2 separate regions of the Homo sapiens genome follow, and region 1 is linked to region 2. Evidence: chromatin loops called from intact Hi-C (ENCODE). Cell type or tissue: heart left ventricle. All regions are shown on one strand. Each heading gives the region's core, and the rest is flanking DNA. Links, peaks and the distances in the headings are about the cores only.

Evidence for each region. A loop is a pair of places that touch in the nucleus more often than their neighbours do. Peaks named below come from ENCODE experiments on the same cell type or tissue, not always from the same donor. Only the 100,000 strongest peaks of a DNase experiment are listed, where the experiment ranks them.
Region 1: it touches region 2 in a loop (4-fold over the local background); 14 of 110 quality-filtered maps call a loop at or near these places.

What each region holds. Positions count from the first base shown.
Region 1 is chr2:134,264,087-134,277,999 of GRCh38, forward strand. It overlaps MGAT5 (alpha-1,6-mannosylglycoprotein 6-beta-N-acetylglucosaminyltransferase), which reads left to right. Exons shown (of 16, transcript NM_002410.5): 2 at 6,300-6,464. Among named protein-coding and RNA genes, the nearest start is that of MGAT5, 17 kb to the left of the region's middle. In heart left ventricle, for the core only: a CTCF peak has its summit at 4,318 (motif pointing left); no DNase peak of the experiment used is centred there; H3K27ac peaks cover 1,034 bases.
Region 2 is chr2:134,114,147-134,122,146 of GRCh38, forward strand. It overlaps a transcript of MGAT5 not described here. Among named protein-coding and RNA genes, the nearest start is that of MIR3679, 9.0 kb to the right of the region's middle. RefSeq lists silencers at 5,980-6,079, 6,100-6,259, 6,310-6,379, 6,610-6,819, 7,070-7,219. In heart left ventricle, for the core only: CTCF peaks have their summits at 4,289 (motif pointing right) and 4,495; DNase peaks (open chromatin) are centred at 4,295, 5,805, 6,855, 7,255 and 1 weaker place; H3K4me3 peaks cover 3,653 bases; H3K27ac peaks cover 3,469 bases.

The sequences.
Region 1 (13,913 bases), core at 1-8,000, 150 kb after region 2:
ATCTCGGCTCGCCGCAATCTCCGCCTCCCAGGTTCAAGCGATTCTCCTGCCTCAGCCTCCTTAGTAGCTGGGATTACAGGCATGTGCCACCATGCCCAGTTAATTTTGTATTTTTAGTAGAGACGGGGTTTCTCCATGTTGGTCAGGCTGGTCTCAAACTCCCGACCTCAGGTGATCGGTCCCCCTCGGCCTCCCAAAGTGCTGGGATTACAGGCATGAGCCACCGCACCCGGCCAGCCATTAAGTATTTTTGATGACTGTATACTTTTCGTTTTTTATCCATCCACTTAACAAATATTTATTGAACTCCTGATATTAATAGCTAGTGGCTGTAAACAGAGATGACAAGCAGACTTGGTCTCTGCCCTCCCTAAGTTTACAGTCTAGTGATTTATTCTATCTTATGAATGGCTGACATAATGTAATTTAATCTTTTTATTTTGTGTTTGGGTAATTTCCAGTTCTTATCTGTAATAACGCTATTTTATAAATAACACTGCTTTGAATGTCCTTGTACATAATAAATGGACTGTATTTGGGTCATTACTGTAACTCTATTATCTTTCTGTGGAAAGATCACTCTAAAATTAATTTAAAAATATATAATTGATGAAACTTGACATTCCTGACAGTCAATGGAAATAAGAGGTTGAGGTTAATTCTTTTTTCAATAGCACCTTCCTTTCTCATTAACGCCCTGTCTTTGCCAGTTTCTCCAGAGCAGCAAGTGAAGCTGCTCTGTGGCTCTGTTGTTCATGCTCTGCCTCTCGGGCAGCCATGGTGAAAGGGATTTGATTCATGAGCAGGCACAGATGTAAATAATTTTTGGCATTTCAGATGTAAGACCTTGCTCATTGCGTAGTTGGTTCTGTGCCATAGTATCATGGCGGCCGTACCTTCACAGTAGATCTCAACCTTGGCTGTGCCCTAATCCTTGACGGACTCTGCAGATCCGGATTTAGTGTGTTGAAGATGCAACCTGGTAACTGACTGCACAAAGTGAGTCTGATGCACAGCAGGGCTAAGAACCACTGCTTTAGAAGCATGTTCCAGGAAAAATGGGGTGGTGGACAGCATAGCTCCCAAGCATGGCCATTTTTGATAATTCCTCAAATACGGATTGATTTTGATGATCTGGGAAATGAAGGTTTACCACCCAGTCTCACAGCATTAGCTGATAGATCTATAAACCTTATTCCACCAGCAGGGCCCTCCTTTTTACTGAGATCCCATCTCCTTGAATTCCAGAGATGGAGAAAAGTGTGACTTGCAGTTATAGCTCCTTGGCTGTCTGCTCAAGGATGTGTCTGTCAGGCCCTTCCAATCACTTCTTACCCATCAATACCATGGCTTCCTGGAAATGAAAACTTAACAGAAGCTGTCAAATAACCTGTTCCAATGCAGTTTAATCGACCTTACCATTTATCAAAGAATGCTGGCATGATAGAAACCAAAGCCTGCTTTCCCCAGAGAGACATTTTAAATGTTTTTCAACTACTTTGATCTCGTCTTCATCATGTACAGTAAGTTTTAGGAATGCAGAATTGCAGTAGTAATGTTGGGATTAAATTTTTATTGCAAAGGCTTTGAAGCACAAACAAAATTTTAAAAGCTCATTAGTAATTGAAAATGATAATCTTGTTGAGGACGCATTTTATGGCTATAATAACTATAAGACGCAATGAAATATTAAAATATACTAGAATTTGGAGTAATATTTTTCTATTTTTATTAAACTATAGAAATTATTTGTACAGTTGTATTGAACAAAAGGGTTACCATTAGGATTAAAACACAAATGGTCTGGGCGCGGTGGCTCATGCCTGTAATCCGAGCATTTTGGGAGGCTGAGGCTGGTGGATCACAAGGTCAGGAGTTTGAGACCAGCCTGACCAAGATGGTGAAACCCCATCTCTACTAAAAATACAAAAATTAGCTGGGTGTGGTGGCACCTGTAATCCCAGCTACTCAGGAGGCTGAGGCAGGAGAACTGCTTGAACCCAGGAGGCAGATGCAGTGAGCTGAAATCGTGCCACTGCACTCCAGCCTTGGCCACAGAGCAAGACTCCATCTCAAAAAAAAAAAAAAAAAGATTAAAACACAAAAATACTGTTATTTCTTTATTTTATTTTATTTTTGTTTATTTGAGATGGAGTATTGCTCTGGCTCTGTTACCCAGGCTGGAGTGCAGCGGTGCAATCTTGGCTCACTGCAACCTCCACCTCCCAGGTTCAAGCGATTCTCCTGCCTCAGCTTTCCGAGTAGTTGGGACTACAGGCACACGCCACCATGCCCAGCTATTTTTTGTATTTTTTGGAGAGACGGAGTTTCACCATGTTGGTCAGGCCGGTCTCTAACTCCTGACCTCAGGTGATCCGCCTGCCTCGGCCTCCCAAAGTGCTAGGATTACAGGCGTGAGCCGCCGCGCCAGCCTGTTATTTCTTTAAAGTTGTGATAAAACTGTTAACAGTTTTTGGAGGTTTAACAGTAAAATACAAAGGTGCAAAATAATTTCATTGCCCGGAAAGGTATAATTTATTGAGCCTTATTTGTGAGAGTACTATAGTTTGTTTCACTCATTCATTTGTTCACTTACGTAACACATGCTTAATGTGCCTAGCACTGTATAATGATACAGATATGGGCTTGGCGTCATCTCTGTCATTGTGTTTTTTATTAACAACATCCTTAATCTTGGGTTGGCTGCTTTGAAATGGTGACTCAGGTAGCTGCTTGAGTTGAAAATGAACTTTTTTCTTTCATATTGGGAGAGAAAACATGCCTACCTAGGTAAAGTGCTTAGAGAATTCAAGGTTTTTAGTAGGCTTATATTCCGTCTTCATTTTAAGGGAGAAGATAAAGAAAGAGTCTTAATTTTAAAAAAATCTTGGATCACTTGATGTATCTGGTAGTCTCCAGTGTCAGCTGGTGGATGTTTAGTGATACTGGGTCGGGTGGACAGAGTTACCACAGGACAGGGACATGAGTGAGTCTTAAGAGTGATTGGTATATGTTGTTACACAAACACATGGCAAAATCCCAGAGGTTATTCCCTAACAAGTAGATTCAGGGGGAGCAAGTCAGAGATGCTTGCTGGTGGACAGGTCCATTGTAGTTCTTAAGAGGTGGTGAAGCATGGTGGGTAAGAGCCATCAGCCCTGGAACCAGACTGGGTTTGAGTCCTGGATCTGTAATCACCTCTGCTAAGTTATTTAGCCTCTCTGTGCTGTGATTTATTCATTTGTTAAGAGGGGCATAGGGATGATCACATGCTCCTCAGACTGTCTTGGTAGGATTAAATGAATTAGTTCATGTAAAGTGCTCAGCACACTGCCTGGCATATAGAAAGTTCAATAAGTGGAGGAGGTTATATTGGGGTGGCCGTGGTGATGGTGATCCCTCCTCCTCATTATGAATCCCCTTTTACACTCCATGTCACACAGTCACAGAAGGTCAATCTTTGGCAGATGGGGTCAACAAGAGATAGTAGGTCAGTTGTATTTACTGGTCACTGTAATTTGAGAATTGAGGGAGAATATCTTCTTAATTGTAAGTATGACAACTTCATATCCTACCTAGAGTATACTCCACTAATAACTATCACCAATAACAATGGATTGAGGGACTGTGTCCAGTAGTCTGATGAGAGCCCATCAGCATTGGCTCATGTTCTGTTAGCTCCCCCATAGGGAGGAAGGCAGACTTCTCTCACTGCAACTTTCTGTTGTATTTGTAGCAGTCCCTCCAGTGAATGGAAGTCACACATGATGCAGGTTCATTCAGTAGGCATTTCCTATCCTGTAACCTCTCTATCACAGTTCTCTCTCCATGTCTCCACAGAGGGGCAGTGGGGAATACAGAGGGGTTGAGAGAATGCACCTAATTCAGCGGTTGTCAAATCAGGGCAGTTTTGTCCCTCCAAAGGATATTTAGCAGTGTCTGGAGACGTTTTTGATTGCCACACCTGGATAATTGCTGTTGTCATTCAGGGAGTAGAGACCAGGGATGCTGCTAAGCATCTTACAATGCAAGGACAGTCACCACGACAAAGAATTACCCGGCCCAAAGTGTCAGTAGTGCCGAGGTTGAGAAATCCTGAGTTAAGTCACACTAGAGGGCCAGGGCTTCTGTGCTTGGCCAACTACAATTACCGGTGATAGTTAAATGCTATTCTAGATTGTATTCGGATTCTAGCTGGCTGATGACACAGGCTCTAGGCAAAGAGGCTGAAATGGGGGAGATTGATCTTTTATATCTGAAGAGTATTTCTTTATACTGAACATTGCCACTTCTCACTGGCACGACTGCCCCCTTCTGTGTGACTGGCCTCTGGCACTCTTCAGAACTCTGGAGAGCCAGTTGATGCATTAGACTTAGTGACAGAACAGGTGACTGACTCCCGCTGTCTGTGCCAACTAATGATGTGCCTGTGACAAACTGAGTCATGCTGACCGTGGGACTGCAGACCGCAGAGGAGAGTGCTCTCATGACCCCTTGGATAAAGCAGTGAAGCTTTGCATCACCTGAGGAGAGAGTTCTTTGGGAAGGATGAGAACATTTTCCAGTGAAAGGTTTTATTTTACTTATATATTTAACAGGCAGTTATGCAGTGCTTATTATGTGCCAGCCAGTATTCAAAACACCTTATAAATATTAACTCTTTAACTCCTCTTGACAACCTCAAAGCTGAAGTGTTGTTCATGTCCCTCTTTTACAGGTAAGGAAACAGGAATGCCAGAGGTAGGACTCAAACCTAGGAACTCTGGCTCCAAAGTCAGGCCCTTAACCACTGTGTTATGGATGAAAGACTCTGAACTTCACCCTTGGTTTCTTTTTTCTACCCAGGTTCTTGACTTCTGATTGGTCCCATTGAGATGTCAGGGAATTAAGCAGTCCTGAGGCAAGCCCTCATTTTATCAGCTCATTATTTAATATCTGTGAACCTCAGTTTTCTTATCTGTAAAACGGAGTCACATCTACCTCATGGGGAGGATGTGAAGATAAAACAGTTGTCCATTTTGCATTGCTGTAAAAAATACCTGAGCCTGGGTAATTTATAAAGAAAAGAGGTTTATTTGGCTCAAGATTCTGCAGCTGTACAAGAAGCACAGCACCAGCATCTGCTTCTGGTTCATGAGGCATAATGGAACAGGCTGGTGCACCTTTGTTGAGATTCGCTGGCTGTGATCTGTGCTGTTTATGTGAGCATGTGTGTTTATTTCATGGCCAGATTACCGCATCTGCTCAGGGACAAGTTTGCTCTGTTTTTAGGAGAATGGAAGATGGCACCTTCCCGTTTGTCTTAACTCAGGGCTTTTCTCAGTCCTGCTACCCACACTGTGCACTTTTCCCCTGGCCCACTCCCAATTCAGAAATGGGTCTGGATTCTATTTCTGTGGATGGTTATGCAGTCACCCATCTGCTTTTCTGACACATACAAGTCAGTATATCTTTCTGTGATTATGAATTTTTAGAGGAGAGAGTCTAAGCTTATCTTTTCTTTTTTCTTTGAATATCTTGTCTACAAATAGTAAATGCATCCATAGGGGTGAAGAAGGAGTTCCTGTAATTTTTCCAGAGGGAAGTGCAGTACTCTTTAATGTGTAGTCAGATGTGTGAGAAAGGGAACCAACTCTTAAATGTAAGAACGATGAGAGTATATCCCCAGCATCTAGAATAATATCTGGCACATAGTAGTAGCTTAATAAATATTTGTGAGCAAATGAATGAGACTAATCTTTATTTTAAATATTTCCTAAATCTGATTATAGTCAACTCTGGGTTACCTAGCAGACCTGAAAATCTGGAGCTGTAGCTTTTATGAAGTGTTAGTGTATGTAACTAACAGAATTAAACACTTTTTAAAAAACTGGGACATGCTAGAGTATGCAACACGAAAAATAACAAACTTGATCCAGAGGCTACTTTGGGATCTTGCTGCACCCTTGGGGTGTCAAGCTTTGTGTGAGAAACTATGGTGCTGTAAGGAGGAGGAATTCAGTGTAGTGCTATAGCAGGATGCTAAATAACAAGGAGTTTTCTCTCTTGACCAAGTAGCTGGAAATAGTTATACCATGTTACTTATTGCCAGACTTGCATTCCACGACAGACTGATGTATTTAGTAGGATCTGGGCCAGTTGAAGACGGCCCTTGTCATCTTTCAGATGTGGTTTGACAGATCTTTTGTATCACTTCAGAAACATTTGAGAAGTTTTGTTCTCCACGATAAAGAGAGAGCAAGCCAGACAGATATGTAGAGGCCATAGAATTTTAAAATTGTCTGCACTTTCTTTTACAGATCTGAAGAAAACCCTTGCTGTGTTATTAGATAACATTTTGCAGCGCATTGGCAAGTTGGAGTCGAAGGTGGACAATCTTGTTGTCAATGGCACCGGAACAAACTCAACCAACTCCACTACAGCTGTTCCCAGCTTGGTTGCACTTGAGAAAATTAATGTGGCAGGTAAAAATAGCAATTCTCTGCCCTGATATGGAGTCACACCCTGCTTTGGACCAAGAAGAGAATAAAGGAGAGCAGTGGTTCTTACTGGAACCTGCATAATATAAATTCTATAAACTTGGCATGGCCATTGTAAAGATAAGTCTAAATTTATTTTTTAATAGCAGATGTTAAAATGCTTTTTATAGTTTTATCATGATGCATAATATTTGGTGGTTTGTGTGACACATTTGCTCTTAATGAGCTCCTGGAATTCACTTGTAAAGAGAAGATTCATGGCATAGATTAAATGAAATACAGAGGTTATTTGAGAAGCTTGTGCCTTTTAGAGTTCTTCCTCCTCCGTACTCCCATCAGACAATTTTGAAAGTCTGTTACGTATAATAGGTTCTCTCCTCCCTGTTGTTAAAAAAGAGCCACCATTGCCGAAAATGCCTCCTATGTATATATGGAGAAATAGAAATTCTGGAAATGGCTTTTAGGAGATAACCCCTGCCTAGTCGTAGGCAGATTCTGTAGCCACTCATGTACACCACCATGCGGTTCCCACTGGGAGGCATTTTGTTTGGCTCCTTCTGGAAACTGGAATATTGGATGAGACAAGGAAAATTGACTAAAAACAACACCCAGATTATACGCTGCATGTTGTTGCCTGCAGCTCACATTAGAACCCCCCCATCCCCGCAACTCCCCCACCATCACACTGCTCTGAGGTCAGCCCCTGGGTCTTTGTGCTTGAACCAGGACTGCTCTTGTTAGGGTGACCACGATTTTCTGGGGACCCAGGACAAAGTGAAGAGCCTGAGGATTAGGATTCAGTGCTTTGGGTGAATGGTTGTGAACAAGCTGTCTATACTTTTGGTGGGTGGTAGCCAAACTCTGGTTAATAGATAAAGTAAGTAACTAGGTTACTTTTGACATCAGTTCCTGCTTTAAAAAAAAATCTTGTTTCATATACTTTTAAGCTTATTTTCCTTTCCCTTTTGCTTGTAAAAATTCACACACTTAAGTGGGAGAGATTCTTTACCTTTCCCACCTCCCAGCGTCAAAACATTTAATTGTTTTACATTATGCAAGGTGGTTGTTATTACCTTTTTTAATGTTCTTTGCCCTTTAGCAAATTTTAAATTGCAAAATATATTTCTAATAATTCAAAGTATTCAACCAAACAAAGGTATTAAAAATAACTTTTAATTACAACACAGAGGCAGTGTCATCTAGGCCGTAAATCCTGTCTTCCTTGCAGTTTCCAACAGCTTCTGTAATTAGACAAGAGAACCTCCCACTGTGTTTAGCTGCTTTTTAATAACTGGAACCATGCCTCTTCAGTCTCCACTTGCCACCCCTGTACCCTGTAGAAAATGCTACTGGAAAGGCCCTATGTGGTTTCATCACTGTTCTGTGTCATATTTCTGGAGGTGGGATGGAGTGTTCTGCCTTTAACTTTGCTGTTCTCCACTGCCTCTGAAGTCCTGTGGCTTGTGAGCCTCTATAAACACATCTGCTGTCATTCTTTCCCCCATCGTGGCATCTTGCTGCCTCTGGCTGTCCTGTTTGTTGCAAGGCTCACAAGGACTTTGCTACCTGGGCTTTAAGCCACAGAGCACAGGGTCGTGGGTACACCTCTAAGAAGGAAATGGGAAGGACTTGGTGACTACTTTCAAACGAAGTCTGGAAATATACCAGCCGTATGTATTGAGCTAGTGTACCGCTTAACAAGCATCATGTTCTCTAAGCCAATGGCTCTGAGCGGGACTCCTTTAAATGTGCCACTGGTGCTGTGTTTTTAATAATATTTAAAGAACCAGAGTGTTGTGTTTTGTTTTTTTTTTCCTTTTTGGGCAATGGGAGCAAATTTAGAGTTACACATTTAATGATTAACCTCATTTGCATGTCTTTGCATCTCTCGGGTATGTGTGGGACACAGTCCATACCATCATAATTTTTACTGGCTAATTAGGAAAAGAATACACATGCATAAAATGACACAAACCATGGTTGCTGTAAAGTGGGGGTGACTCAGAAAAAAATTGGGAGGCAGGGAAGGAGAGGAAACTAACATTTAGTAGCTGTCCAGTAAATACAAGTTCCTCTGCCTGACCCTCCAATGTACATGATTTTACTTAATCTTCTTAGCATCTCTGAGAAGGGTTTTCACAGGTTTTGTTGAGTTTAAGTACTTGGGAGTGGGTGACTGTTGGTACTGGAGTCCCCTGAGCTCAGCTTCAGATCTGCTAGTGCTATGTAGAGAAGAGATTCTGAGTGTTAACTCCATCTCTCCTTCCATTTGTAAATTATCATAAAGGCATGTGTCTGTAAAAAGATGCTACCATTTTCTTACCTAGAAGAGAGCTGCCAGTTTCCTAGATTTAATCATCTGTCTCATTAAGGATTTCTCTGTCTCAGTGTCTGCTCTCAGGCTAATGTTTGTAAAAGCTGGCCCGTGTATGTGTGTGTGTGTCTGTGTGTGTGTGCGCGCGCGCGTGCGCGTGCATGCATGCAGAGGCATCCCTTTCATAGACACTGTCTTGGCCAAAGTGGATATAGATATGCTGGACAGCCTTCTTCATTTCCCCCAGAAGGTGGGGGGGGGTCCTTTATATCTTGTCAGTCAACTACATATTTTTAAAAAACGATTTGCCATGTCTATAGAGTACCAGAAAGAAGGACAAGGACTTAAGTGAACAGTTCTCATTTATGAGCAGCCCTTCCTTGCTTTTCTGCCCTCTCTCTGATCCATAACCATGCTGATGTCTTCAGACCCCTCTGTCAACCCAAGAATGGCTCCTGAGCTGTGAGAGTTCAGTTTTATGGGGTTCCAATCCTCGCCAAGTAAAGTTTTTCTCTCTCCCTTCCTGAATGGAGACATGCGGTAATTGCTCAGAAATGTTCTCCCTGGTGTGTCTTTACAGCTGACTCTGGTGTCTTATTGCTCACTGATGTTTCTGATTGCTTATTGTTGTGTCTTATTGCTTGCTAATATATCTTCTGGTTGGCTATAAACTGTCTCTAAATTGGGTACCATAGCAATTGAAGAAGGATTCCCTAAATTTATTTTCTTTAGGGGGATAGCTCTGTGTGTGTGTGTGTGTGTGTGTCTGTGTGTCTCCTTATTTTTTCTCTCTAGCTGTGTTCTGTGTAGCTTTTATCCAGTATGGCTTATCTTCACAAATTTATCACCGAGGGTTTTTTAATGTGAAAGTAAATTTGCCCCTAGGGAAATTTAGGTGGAAATGAGCTTTATTAAAATCAAGAAATCAGATTGAACTGGATTTTTGAGCTCTGTTTGTCTTGTTGAAGAGAAAGGGGACTCAAAGGAATGAAAAAGCAGATTTTTAAAATCCCCACCCTTCCACCAATCACACAGTAAATTAATTTCTCCATATTCACTTTCTGAAAGGGCTTGAAGGGCCTTCGTCAAAATTCTCTCCTTTTAGAATGATGCTTTGAATTTTAGAAAGACCCATTCTGTCTTTCTCTAGTTTTGTGATCTTAAGTGAGGAAGTGGAGCGAATAGGATTGGATCTGTGGTTCTTTGTCATGTACCTGAAATGGGGAAAAGGTAAAAAGTATACATATCTGATCATGAAAATGCTTGCCTTCTAAGGACTGAATGTCTGATATATCTTTGTTCTGCCCATAGTGTCTTGATTGTAGCCTTACCTGTTGAAGATAATTCAGTAAATATTGCTCACATGGATTGGTTTCTATTGGAGGGAACAGCATTTGGTTTCACCACCTGGAAGAGTTTCTTCTTATAGTTCTTCTTCTCAATTTACATTTGTGGTGATTTGCCTAGAAGTCGGACTTGGTATTTCGTTTCCCTAGTTCTCAGACCTTAGCAGACACCGCCTAAGAAGTGGGACTGCCTTTTTTGTTGGTCAGGACTGAACTTCCCATCAATGGTTATGGGATGTGGAGGCTTCATAGGATGTGATAGTTACAATCCTAGATGTGATAGTTACAATCCTAGATTGTGATACTTTAGAGGACAAGAACATTGTGTAGCTCTCTACGGGGTAGTGTATGTATGTGCATGTGTACACATTTATTTATACTCTCAATAAAGAGTTGTCATTCAAGGTCAGCTGAATAACTGGCCAGTGCTGACTGTTCCTTAAAAGCCAAAACCATAATGATAGCATCCAAGTGGTGTTGTGATGACTTAATAATTGCAAGGTCACTTGGGAAGCAGAACCACAAAATCAAAGGTACAGGTATAACTCAAGCGACAGTTTCCTGGTATTTAATCCAAGTTGAACTTACAGCAACCCTGCATTTTTTCCAAAGTGGGGAGCGATATGCAACACTTTCTAGTATTTGGGGTTGAAGTGCAATGTATTTGAATTTGGAAGCTGTTCTTAAAAACAGCAACCATTATTATTATTCTTACCATTTGAAAGTTGAAAATGAAAAATGTCCCTGCTGAGTTCCAGGGCTTGCATTTGGAAGTGCAATTTCCCCCTCTTTGTGCTGCTAATGGACCTTGAAATTTAGTTGTACCTGTGCTCTTTCCTTGTATGTGTACCCATGTCATCAGTTTGTGTTGAAGTAGCACCTGAAGTGTCCCAGCTCCACCCCTGGGCAGTGGCTCAGCAGATGACTTTCCCAGGGTCAGATACTGGTATGTCAGTGAGATCCCAGATGCTACTGAGAGACGGGAGAGAGATGAGATTGCAGGTGGCTTCCTATTAAGTTGAGCAAGAAGCAAATATGTTCTGTCTATCTACCTGTCACTTTCTGTTTTGTTATTTGCAATGGTAACAATAAATATGTGGACCCTTGTCAGAAGCTATTCTTTTGGTATCTTTACAGAAAAATGCTTGTCTTTGTTGGTATGGTTTTCACTTTGTGTGGTCAAGGATATTTTGTTTTTATTTAGAAGAAGAAAGACAGTTCAGAAGTGATGGTGATCTTTGAGGAAGTGAATTTATAGCAGTGATTAACAGCTGTGGGCGATTTTGCCCCCAGGGGACACATGTCAATGTCAGGACACATTTTGGTTTTCACAAATGAAGAGGTGCTATTTCCTTTTTTTTTTTTTTTTTTTTTTTTTGAGACAGTCTCGCTCTGTTGCTCAGGCCAGAATGCAGTGGCACTATCACAGCTCTTTGCAGCCTCGACCTTCCATGTCCCCACCCCCTGCCGCCTCAGCCTTCTGAGTAGCTGGGACTACAGGCAATGTGCCATCATGCCCGGCAAATTCTTTTTTCTTATTTTTTGTAGAGAATGGGGTCTTGCTATGTTGCCCAGGCTGGTTGGGCTCCTAGGCTCAAACGATCCTCCCACCTCAGCCTCCCAAAGTGCTGGGATTACAAGCATGAGCCACTGTGACTGGCCTATTTATTTCTAATAGATGAGGACAAGAGATGCTGCAAAAAGCATCCTACAATATATAAGACACTGCCCATAATAGAAGTATCCAGCCCCAAATGTCAATTGTGGCAGGTTTGTGAAATTCCGATCTATGAGATACTGTTAGAATCTGGTGCCAGCAGATATTTTCACCTATGGTTAGTGCAGAAAGACGCCTGAGACGCTGAAGTTTCCTGATTGCCAGCTGAGACCTAAAGTTCCTTTCCCTTTTCCTAGCAAGGCTGTTCACAAGCCCCCCCACCCCCGCCGCCCGCCAATCTCCACCTCATTTAGCTTTGCCACTGGTCTTGGAGGCCTCCAAGGAAAGAGATTTTAGAAACTCCCAGAAGACTATTTTAGGATCCTGCCCTTAAGGAACTCCTTTCCTGGCCCACAGTGTGCTTTTGGCAATGTACATTTTACTTCTGCTTCTATAGAAGGTAATTATTTCTTCTCGTGAAAGGACCACTAATTCCGGATAACAATGGTACAAAGTAGTCTTAGAGAATGGGTTTAAATTGCAGAATGTTTTAGAAGAAATTCTTTGTTATTTTAAGCAAAGTATATAATTATCAAGATATGAGAGAGTAAATTAAATAAGTTAAAGAAAACAAGACAGGTCCCCAAAGATCTACTTTACATCAGAAAATACCCTTGACAGCATACTTGGAGCAATATTGAAGAAAATGAGACTAGAGAGTTAATTGGGATTTGTGATGCATTTTCAATGTTAAATGAAGGAGTTTCTATTTTGTTCCCTGGGCCGTGGCAGTTGATGAGAGGTTTAAAGTAGGAGGATGAATAGGTGTGAGGTCTGTATTTCCAGAGAATAATTATGGGCCATGTGGAGTGAAATGCATATGAATGGGTGAGAGAGACTGCATTTAATCTTCAGTTAGGAGGAGAATGCCCTGGGTTAGAGATGTTCCTATGGCCCAGGGAGAAAGAATTTGAGACCCACGTTAGGGTGAAGCTGGTGTTATGGGGACACGGACAGACCGTGGGACAGGGCAAGGGAGAATTTGTCATAATTATTTCCAAGGGTGTAGCTTGAAGGATAGCTGGGTGACTCATTATTGAGGAAACAACCCAGCAGAGAGACAAGGTTCCATGAGGACTGTAGCCACAAGCCATTTGTTTCAGAATATCGGTTTAAAGGCAGTTGAAACTTTGATGCTAGTGTTGAGGGGATGAGGGACAATGAAAGGCAGCATCTGTGGAACCAGACTGGCTCGGTTCAAATACTGGCTCCACCACTTCATAGCAGTGTGACTTTGGGTAAGTTTCTTAGCCTTCCTCTGGCTGAGTTTCCCCATTTGTAAAATGGGGGAAATAATAGTAGTGTCCATTTCACAGTATTGTTAGGAGGTATATTAGTCCATTTTTACAGTGCTATAAAGATACTACCTGAGACTGGGTAATTTATAAAGAAAGGAGGTTTAACTGACTCAGAGTTCCACATGGCTGGGGAGGCATCAGGAAACTTGAATCATAGTGGAAGGGGAAGGAAGGCACGTCTTACATGGCGACAGGAGAGAGCGAGCGAGAGAGCAAGGAAGTGCCACACTTTAAAATCATCTGCTCTCCTGAGAACTCACTACCATGAGAACAGCATGAGGGAAACTGCCCCCATAATCCATTCACCTCCCACCAGCTCCCTCCCCTGACATGGGATTAAAATTTGAGATGAGATTTGGGTAGGGACACAGAGCCAAACCATGTCAGGAGGATTAGGTGAGACCAATAACGTTCTTAGAAACATGCTTGGCATAAAGTCAGTACTGTATGAGCATTTGTTAATTACAGTTTAAAAGTTACATATTTGGAATATTGACATAAAAATGGAACACTGTAGTGACTTCTTATTTGGATATCACCACTAATAGTGAAATTAATATGTGTATAGTGCTTTATAGATTAGAAAATAATTTTGTATATAGTGTTTCACTGGAACACTTTAAATTTGAAGTTCCCAAATTGATCTTTTTGTGCCTCTGTTATCAATATTTAGCTCATCACGAAATTCATGTTTTGTCAATAATCTCTTGGTTGCAAGAGGCCAACCACTTAGCTTATATTAACTTAAACTAAAAGGGA
Region 2 (8,000 bases), core at 1-8,000:
CACTACTAGAGTAGAGCCTGAGGAAGCAAATATCTGGTTTTGCAGACTCCAAAGTAGGATGTAGCAAAGGAAATTGGACTTGCAGTGGCTTTAGGTTGACCGTCCAATGGTGTCTGTCACAAGTATACCCACTCTCTCTTTTACTGGAAGGGCTTGAGGCCAACGCATTTGGAAACTGAGCAAGGGCCACATTTTTTGTTAAGAGGTCTGTCCTCCAGAGAAAAGCCACTACAGAGCTCTCCAAAAATGCTGGCATTCCCCTCACCAGTGGATTCCTCAGCGCTGAGGTGAATATGTTTCTTCTGGGGCATTTTAGAGAACATAGCATTGAGGTAGATAAGTAGGTAACACTTGATACATCTATTAGAGCATTTTCTTAAATTCTTGAATTCTCCCTCCACATAGCAAGGTATCCCTGGCATCTCACTTTCATAAATATAACTTAGCATAGACCTAAAAAGCTCAGACTCTGGAACCAGGTATCTGATTTGAATCCCAGCTGTACCACTTACAAGCTGCATGTGGAAAGTTGTTTAACCTATATATGCCTCAGTTTTCCCTTTTATAAATGAGGATGATACTACCTGTCTCATAGGTTTATTATTATGATTAGATAATTTGATGTATGACAGCACTTTGAAAAGTGCTTGGCACTTAGTAGGGGTTACGTGTATGCCAACTAGCATTATTGTTTACACCAGTCCTCATAAGTCTAGATTTCAGCAGCCAACAAAGCAGATGATTAATACTACTCCCAACTGCCCAAGTGAACACATTGAGTCTAGAACTTTGCTAATGCCTCCATATCAATACATTCAGCCTCATCTAAGGCTATGTTCTTCCTTCCTTGGTCTAGCATTCTCAGAATTTCTCTCCACATGTATTCCCCAGATTTTTGCTTTTATAAATTAGCAGAATCTCACACCTCCTGTGATGGGTAAGTCTTTTCCTTCAGAGTTTGCCTTTCCAATTGGCCTTTTGAGGTGTGCTGGGCTTTCTAGTGAGAGAAAATGAGGAGTATTTGGCACAGGGCATAAAGTTTCAAGGCAACACCCTCAAGCCAGGTCATTAGAGGATCTCAGTCAAAGCAACAAGAACCTCATGACTGCCTTTATTTGGCAAAGGAAGCCAACATAAGGCCTGAGGGGTGTGGAGTACATCAAATTAAGTCATCTAAATTGTCCTATGTAACTCCATGCAATCCTCAGGGTCCTAATGAGTTCTAATCAATGCTTTTGGTTTCAAATAAGAGAGTGGTTAGGCTATGAATGCAAGTGACTTTGTAATTCAGCAATCCAAACGATTAATAGTTGAGTTTTTTTTTCACTTATTTTGGCCTCCACCTGCTAAAAATCAAAAGGTTTTCTGCTTGTCTGTTTCAGAAGTCATAGAAAAGCCCTGGTTTATAGGTACCTTGAGCTGAGAATGTAAGAGTTTCAGCTCATAATTCTCTTTTTTAAAGCTGTTCAGGCTGGGTGCAGTGGCTCATGCCTGTAATCCCAGCACTTTGGGAGGCCAAGGCGGGTGGATCACGAGGTCGGGAGATGGAGACTATCCTGGCTAACATGGTGAAACTCTGTCTCTATTAAAAATACAAAAAATTAGCCAGGCATGGTGGCATGCACCTGTAGTCCCAGCTACTCAGGAGGCTGAGGCAGGAGAATTGCTTGAACCCAGGAGGCAGAGGTTGCAGTGAGCCGAGAGCACGTCACTGCACTCCAACCTGGGTGACAGAGCAAGACTGTCTCAAAAAAAAAAAAAAAGCTATTCAGCTCCATAAAAAACAACCACCTTACTCTCACAGTCTTATTGTGAGAGTCTTTTTCCTAAGTGTTTTTTTGTTGTTGTTTGTTTTTTTTTTTTTTGAGACAGAGTCTTGTTCTGGAATGCAGTGGCCTGATCTCGGCTCACTGCAAGCTCCGCCTCCCAGGTTCATGCCATTCTCCTGTCTCAGCCTCCCAAATAGCTGGGACTACAGGCGCCTGCCACCATGCCCGGCTAATGTTTTGTATTTTTAGTAGAGATGGGGTTTCACCATGTTAGCCAGGATGTTCTCAATTTCCTGACCTTGTGATCCGCCCGCCTCGGCCTCCCAAAGTGCTGGGATTACAGGTGTGAGTCACCGCACCCAGCCTATTCCTAAGTCTTATTGCTCAGTTGTCACTTGGTTACCCAAAAGTTTGATTTCAATGGGTACTTCATTGTAGATGTATACAGTTGATAACAAACTTTTGCCACTGTATACCACAGGCTGCCTGCATCAAAGACCTTTAAAGAAGCCAAGTTTTCAACCCTCAACCTTAATCAGACTAGATAACCTATCCCTGATTTCATCTATTTCCCTTAGGGTCTACGCCTGTTAATTCAAATGTCTGTATCAGTCAGGCTACTTAACCACAAGCAACAGAAAGTTACTGTGACTAATTAAGGAAGATCACTTGAGCCCAGGGGTTCAAGACCAGCCTAGGCAAAATAGAGAGACCCCCATCTCTGTAAAATAATTAAAAAGTTAGCTGGGTATGATGGCCTGCACCTGTAGTCCCAGCTACTTGGGAGGCTGAGGTGGGAGGATCACTTGAGCCTAGAAGGTCGAGGCTGCCAGTGAGCTGTGATCATGCCACTGCACTCCAGCCTGGGCAAAAGAGTGAGAATCTGTCTCAAAAAAAGAGGAAAGAAGAAAGAAGAAGAAGACGGAGGCCAGAGGAATGCACGTAGAAAGAACTCCTAAAATCTGGCAAGGTGAAGATGCTGTCACCTGGATCACTATCTGCCAGGCATCACAGCTTACATCATCCACATTATGGCATCAGCCACTGGGCACTACCACTAGCAATGCTGCCCTAAAAATTTGGTCAGCACCTTTACCATCAGAGGTTTTACCTTGTACCAAGATTACATAGTGGATAATTCCTCAAGCCATTAGAGCTCAGGTCCAGGGCAGAAAAACAATTTCATTTGTTTATTTCACAGACACCAGTTCCAAGACTGAACCACATGGGTCTCAGCTTTATAAGGTTTACATACATAATTGTTATTTTGTTGCTATAATTTTCATGCAATTTGAATAGGTCAAGAAACCTGGTCTATGTAGGGTACCTTAAATATCCCCTTTAATATTTACTGTATTATTCACAGTACTTTCTGCATGGATCTTCCTTTCTTCCTGGTTATCTGGGGTGAGAAGCATGGTGTAATAGAAAGGTTCTGGGCTTTGGAGTCAGGCAAACTTTGGATTCAATCCTGGCTGTGATCCTTATCAACAGTGCCTATCTGTAAGTATATTACTTACCTTTACTAAGTCTTGGCTTCTTTTTCTATGAAATACGTATAGTAAAATCTACTCCATGAATTGTTAAAATGTAATTCACATACAGCTTAGTAAGAGATGCTGAGAAACAATATATAGTTGGCCCTCTGTAAGCATGGATTTGGAGGATCCTAAATCCTCAGATTCAATCAATCACAGATCGAAATCCGCAGATATGGAGGGCTGACTATACTTGATTATATGTAAAAAGCTGTGTTTACTATGCTTATAATTGAGCAATTATTTAAAGTACTATATATGTGACAGACAAATGAAAAGAAATGAAGCAATACAGTTAGAGTAGACTTAGCAATACCAACAAACACTGTTGCATTGTTGTGAAATAGTCCTAAATATCTTTCTTTTTCTAACCTGACACCCATTGTTTGCAAGTGGTGAAAATGCTAAAAATGAATCTCTGTTCACCAGGAATGCACGACCTTGGCCATCAGCTGCCAGGGCTTTCACTATTGAAATCCTGCTATGTTATTTTCTTCCTAAGCTTGTAATGAACGGTCTCTTGAGAGGATGTGATGAAATATACAGCTGCATCCTAATAAGCATCCTTATGTCCATAAACAGTATCCTTTAGCAATTAATAATAAAAATTGTAATCTTAACTGTGGGGAAAACAACTTAGATAGTATTACTTTTTCTTAAACGCATGGCAAGTATATGATTTATATAAATAAATAGACTATGTAATACAAATATGGAAAATGTATATTTGTGTATACAAACGAATTTACTTAATTTCTCTATATACACATATACTTTTTATAAAAAATATCCTGAAACAAAAACCATCTGTAATATCCTCTATAGCAGTGGGTTCATAAAGTTGAAATGATTGATGCCTTTCAGAAATCTCTAGGCAACCAGGTGGTATCATTATTAACCACCCGTGGGAACTTGACTTCAAATCCAATCTATTATGATTAGAATCTACATGATCTGTATCCAGTACAGCAAGTCCCGGCCACCAGATGTCACCATTCTTCTATTTCCCTCCTGGTGCTTGGGGAGAGCTAAAGATACTATTTTCTCTCAAGGGACTGAGGGAAATACGTGCCTCAGAACATTACTGGGATTTCACCAAAAGGTCTTTTCTTAGTCATCCTGGCCTTGCAGATTTCCCTGTGGTTTTTGAGTATCTTGACTCGACAGTTTCTAACAGCTGAGGAGCCAAGTGGCTGATAATTTGGGGCTTATCTGGTCAGGAAGTGCTAGAGCCATTTCCTCCAGCTAAACTTGAAGACAGGATTGACATAAGGTGCCCAAAGCCCAGAGCTTGCTCAGTGCAGGAGAGGCTATGGATATGCCCTATTAAAAGGTCCTGGGGTCAGGAGACCTCAACCAGCTATGAGCTCACTTACAAAATGAAGGAAAGGGACTGAATCATTCCTAGGGTCTAAAAATTCCATGATCCTCGTTTGTAAATGCCTCTGGTGGGGAGGGTGCGTAGTAGGGTGGGGGCGAGCTAAGTCCAAGAAATAAGACCCCAGAGAGGACAACGAAGTAGGGGTGAAGTCCTGCAGGGCAGATGAGGGGAAACTGAACATGAATCCTTATGAGGTCTGGATGTAGTGACTGGTTATGGGGTCTGGAAATTGCTGGGGTTATGGTCTTGTGGATTCTACCACTAGCTCAATAGCCCACTCTTCCTCCATTCCAGATACTACTTAACAAGAAACTATAATGCTTATCGATGTAAATGTATGGCATTCTCTCTCCTGGGGCTTGGTTGGATTTAATCTCTCATGTCAGTCAATGTTCTTTGTGGTGCCTTCAGGGCACGGGATGTGTTTTATTTGTGAATTTACAACAGTGCAGTTTTCAGCTAGCTCGTCCAGAGTGTTCCTAAAATCCGGGAGTGGGAGCAGGGCAGAGAAGAAAGAATGGATTTCATTTATAAGTGCCACATATCCCTAAGTATTTCACATATATTTCATATCATCTTCACAATAACCTCATGAAGCAGCATTTGTTATGCTCATAAAGATGAATTCAAATGGTTAAGTGGCTTGCCCAAGGTCACAAAAACCAAATGGCAGTATACCTACTGCTTTGTGTAATGCGTTCTACGAAAGAGGAAACTGAGCCTCAGGGCGTTTTGTTAAAGTTGCCTGCACCTCTAAGATGGTTGAGACCACAGTCTCCCCATCAGTGGGCTTCGCTGCTGGAAGGCCCCTTGTCCTTTGGGGCTTGGACTGCACCACTCCGGAGGATGCATCGTCATATCAATATTTGCACACTGCCCCTGACCTTGTTAGGATATTATTTATGGCCGCGATCAGAAGGTCCCGCTCGCTCCTTTCTCTCCCCTTGGGCTGCGGAACAGAGTGGCTGGGAGAAGTCCTCCTAGACAGGGTTGAGAGTTTGCCGACGGCCCCTGAGAAGCTGGGGCGTTCCGAATTGGCTGAGCGCGCGGCCGGGGGCGGGGAGTTTGCCAAACGTCCCCGGCCGGAATTTCTGCCTTCTAGAGCCGCGAGCCCAGAAGCGGGGAGAAGTTGGTGAGGTTGGCTAGGGGAAGGTTGCCAGAAATTGAGGACGGACTCCCGCCCTGGTCGACTGAGCTCCCACAGGAGCGCCTCTGCTGCGTCTCGGGGCTGAGTGTGGACGCGCCGCGCGCGGCCCCGCCAGGGCTGGTAGTTTGCAGACCGTCCCTGCCGCGGCCCGCTCGGCGGCGGCCCTGCGGCTCCCGCGGCGGCGGCCCCGGGCGCGATCCAGCCCAGGTAGCCGCGCCGCAGGCTCGGGGCGTCGCGACCTCGCGCCTCGGGCCGCGTGGGCACGGCGGCCGGCGGGTGCTCCCGGCTGCTGCTGCTGCCCAACAAGGAGGTAAGAGCTGCCGGATCCGGGTGATCGCGTCGGAGGGAGCTCGTCATCCCCGCGGGGTGATGCGCGCAGAGGGGACCGCGGGGGGCACGGGGAACCAGGCGCGGGCGAGGAGAGCCCGCACCGGGGTCGGCGCGGTCGGGGGCTTCCTTCCGTCGCTCCTCTGCCGCCTGCGTGGGTGCCCCGGCCCCGGCCGCTCTGCAGGACGCCGGAGTGGAGCCGGGAGACGCGCCTTGAGAAGCCCACCTGCCCCGGGCAGCCCCTCCCAGGGGAGGCTGAACCCCCCCCGCCCCGTGACGAGGGGGCTTGTTGGCATTCCTAGGGACAGTCCAAAGGAAGCTCTGGTTGCGCGGGCTGGAGGCGAGCGGCGGGGGATGGCAGATGGGCGCTCGGACCGCGGAGGAGCCCGGTGGGGGTCACGCCGCAGGCGTGGGCCGGGCCGGGCCGGGGTCCTCGGGACCCAGGCGCACTGGGCGGGCTCGGCCAGGGGCCAGTGGGGAGGAAGGAAGAAGGAGGGAGGCTGGCCCCGAGCCCCTAGGGAGGAGGGATGCGGCGGGCTGGCGCTCCGGGCCAGAGGATCCAGGAGGCCCGGGGGCGCCCCGGCTGTTAGGGGACGGCCCGCGGGTCCGTGATCCCGCCGGCGCGCTCAGCCCTGCTGCCGGGTCTGGGAGGCTGCAGGGAGCGCAGAGCCCACACCCGCGCACACACTCCCCGAGAGCATGCTCAGTGCGGCCCTGGGAACTTCCTGCCGAGTCGTGAGCCGCCCCGGCCCACTCCCGGCCCTCAGCTCGCAAAGTTGGGGGCGGCGGGGCTAGGGAGACGTGGGCGCCGCTCTCGCCTGTGGCTCTTTCGCGCCCCTGGCCCCTGCCTCGCCTCAGTTGAGCTACGCGCACTGCTCTCCCCGGCTGCCCTCACAGCCGGGATTGGGGGCGTGGGTGTTAGCCCCTGCTCCCCGTGGCGGGGTGGCCAGAGGCCTGGAGCGCGGCTCTCAGCCTGGTGGACCCGCGCGCGGTGCGCCCGCTTGGTGCCCGGACCTGGCGCGGCGAGCAGGCAGGGTGCAAGGGGGTGTGTGAGCCCAGGGACGCTCGCGCATACACTTGCTGTCACACACAAAGCCGCGGTTTTGTAGCCGCCGCGCGGAAGAGCCGAAGAGGGAAGGGGGTGGCGCTTGCATTGTCCAGAGGCGTTTGGAGCGCAGAGGGGGTGCTTGGCTCCTCAGGGCTGCGGGAACCGGGCGATGTGGATGGATTTGGTATAGGGCCCGGCCCTCCTGGGACCGACTGCCAGGCCTGGCCCCGGGCGGCCGCCGCTATCTGCACCTGGCTCTGGCGGCCCAGTTAGGGAAGATGAGTACTTCTGGGTCTGTGACGTTGGGAAGGGGCAAACTCAGTTGTGTGTGGGGTTCGGGTGGATGGCAACATCGCACTTGTAAACATACCCAGACCAAAGTGTTAGAGGTATCTCATTCTAAGGAGATGCGAGTGGGAAGCTGGGTCGTTGAACTGACCCCCACCCCCAGTTTATTGTCAGGACCTGATCAACTTGGTTTTTACTCCAAGAGACTCCCCAGCGTTAATCTCTGTGTCATGCACATCCTAAGCCTTACGGCTGCATCAGAACTCCCTTGTCTGTACCGAGAAAATCACTGAACAGTTTTTCATGAAGGGCAAAGCATCTGAGATTTGTGGTGAATGAATTTTCACCCTCCTCCCCCCGTCCTCACTGCTTTCCTATAAATTATTTTTGTTGCTATTGTTCAGGGCTGAGATGGGCATCCTCAGATTTATCTGGCAGTAAAGATTAGAGCAAAGCTCTCCTGTCTTTTTTTTTTTAAAGATGGAGTTTTGCTCTTGTTGCC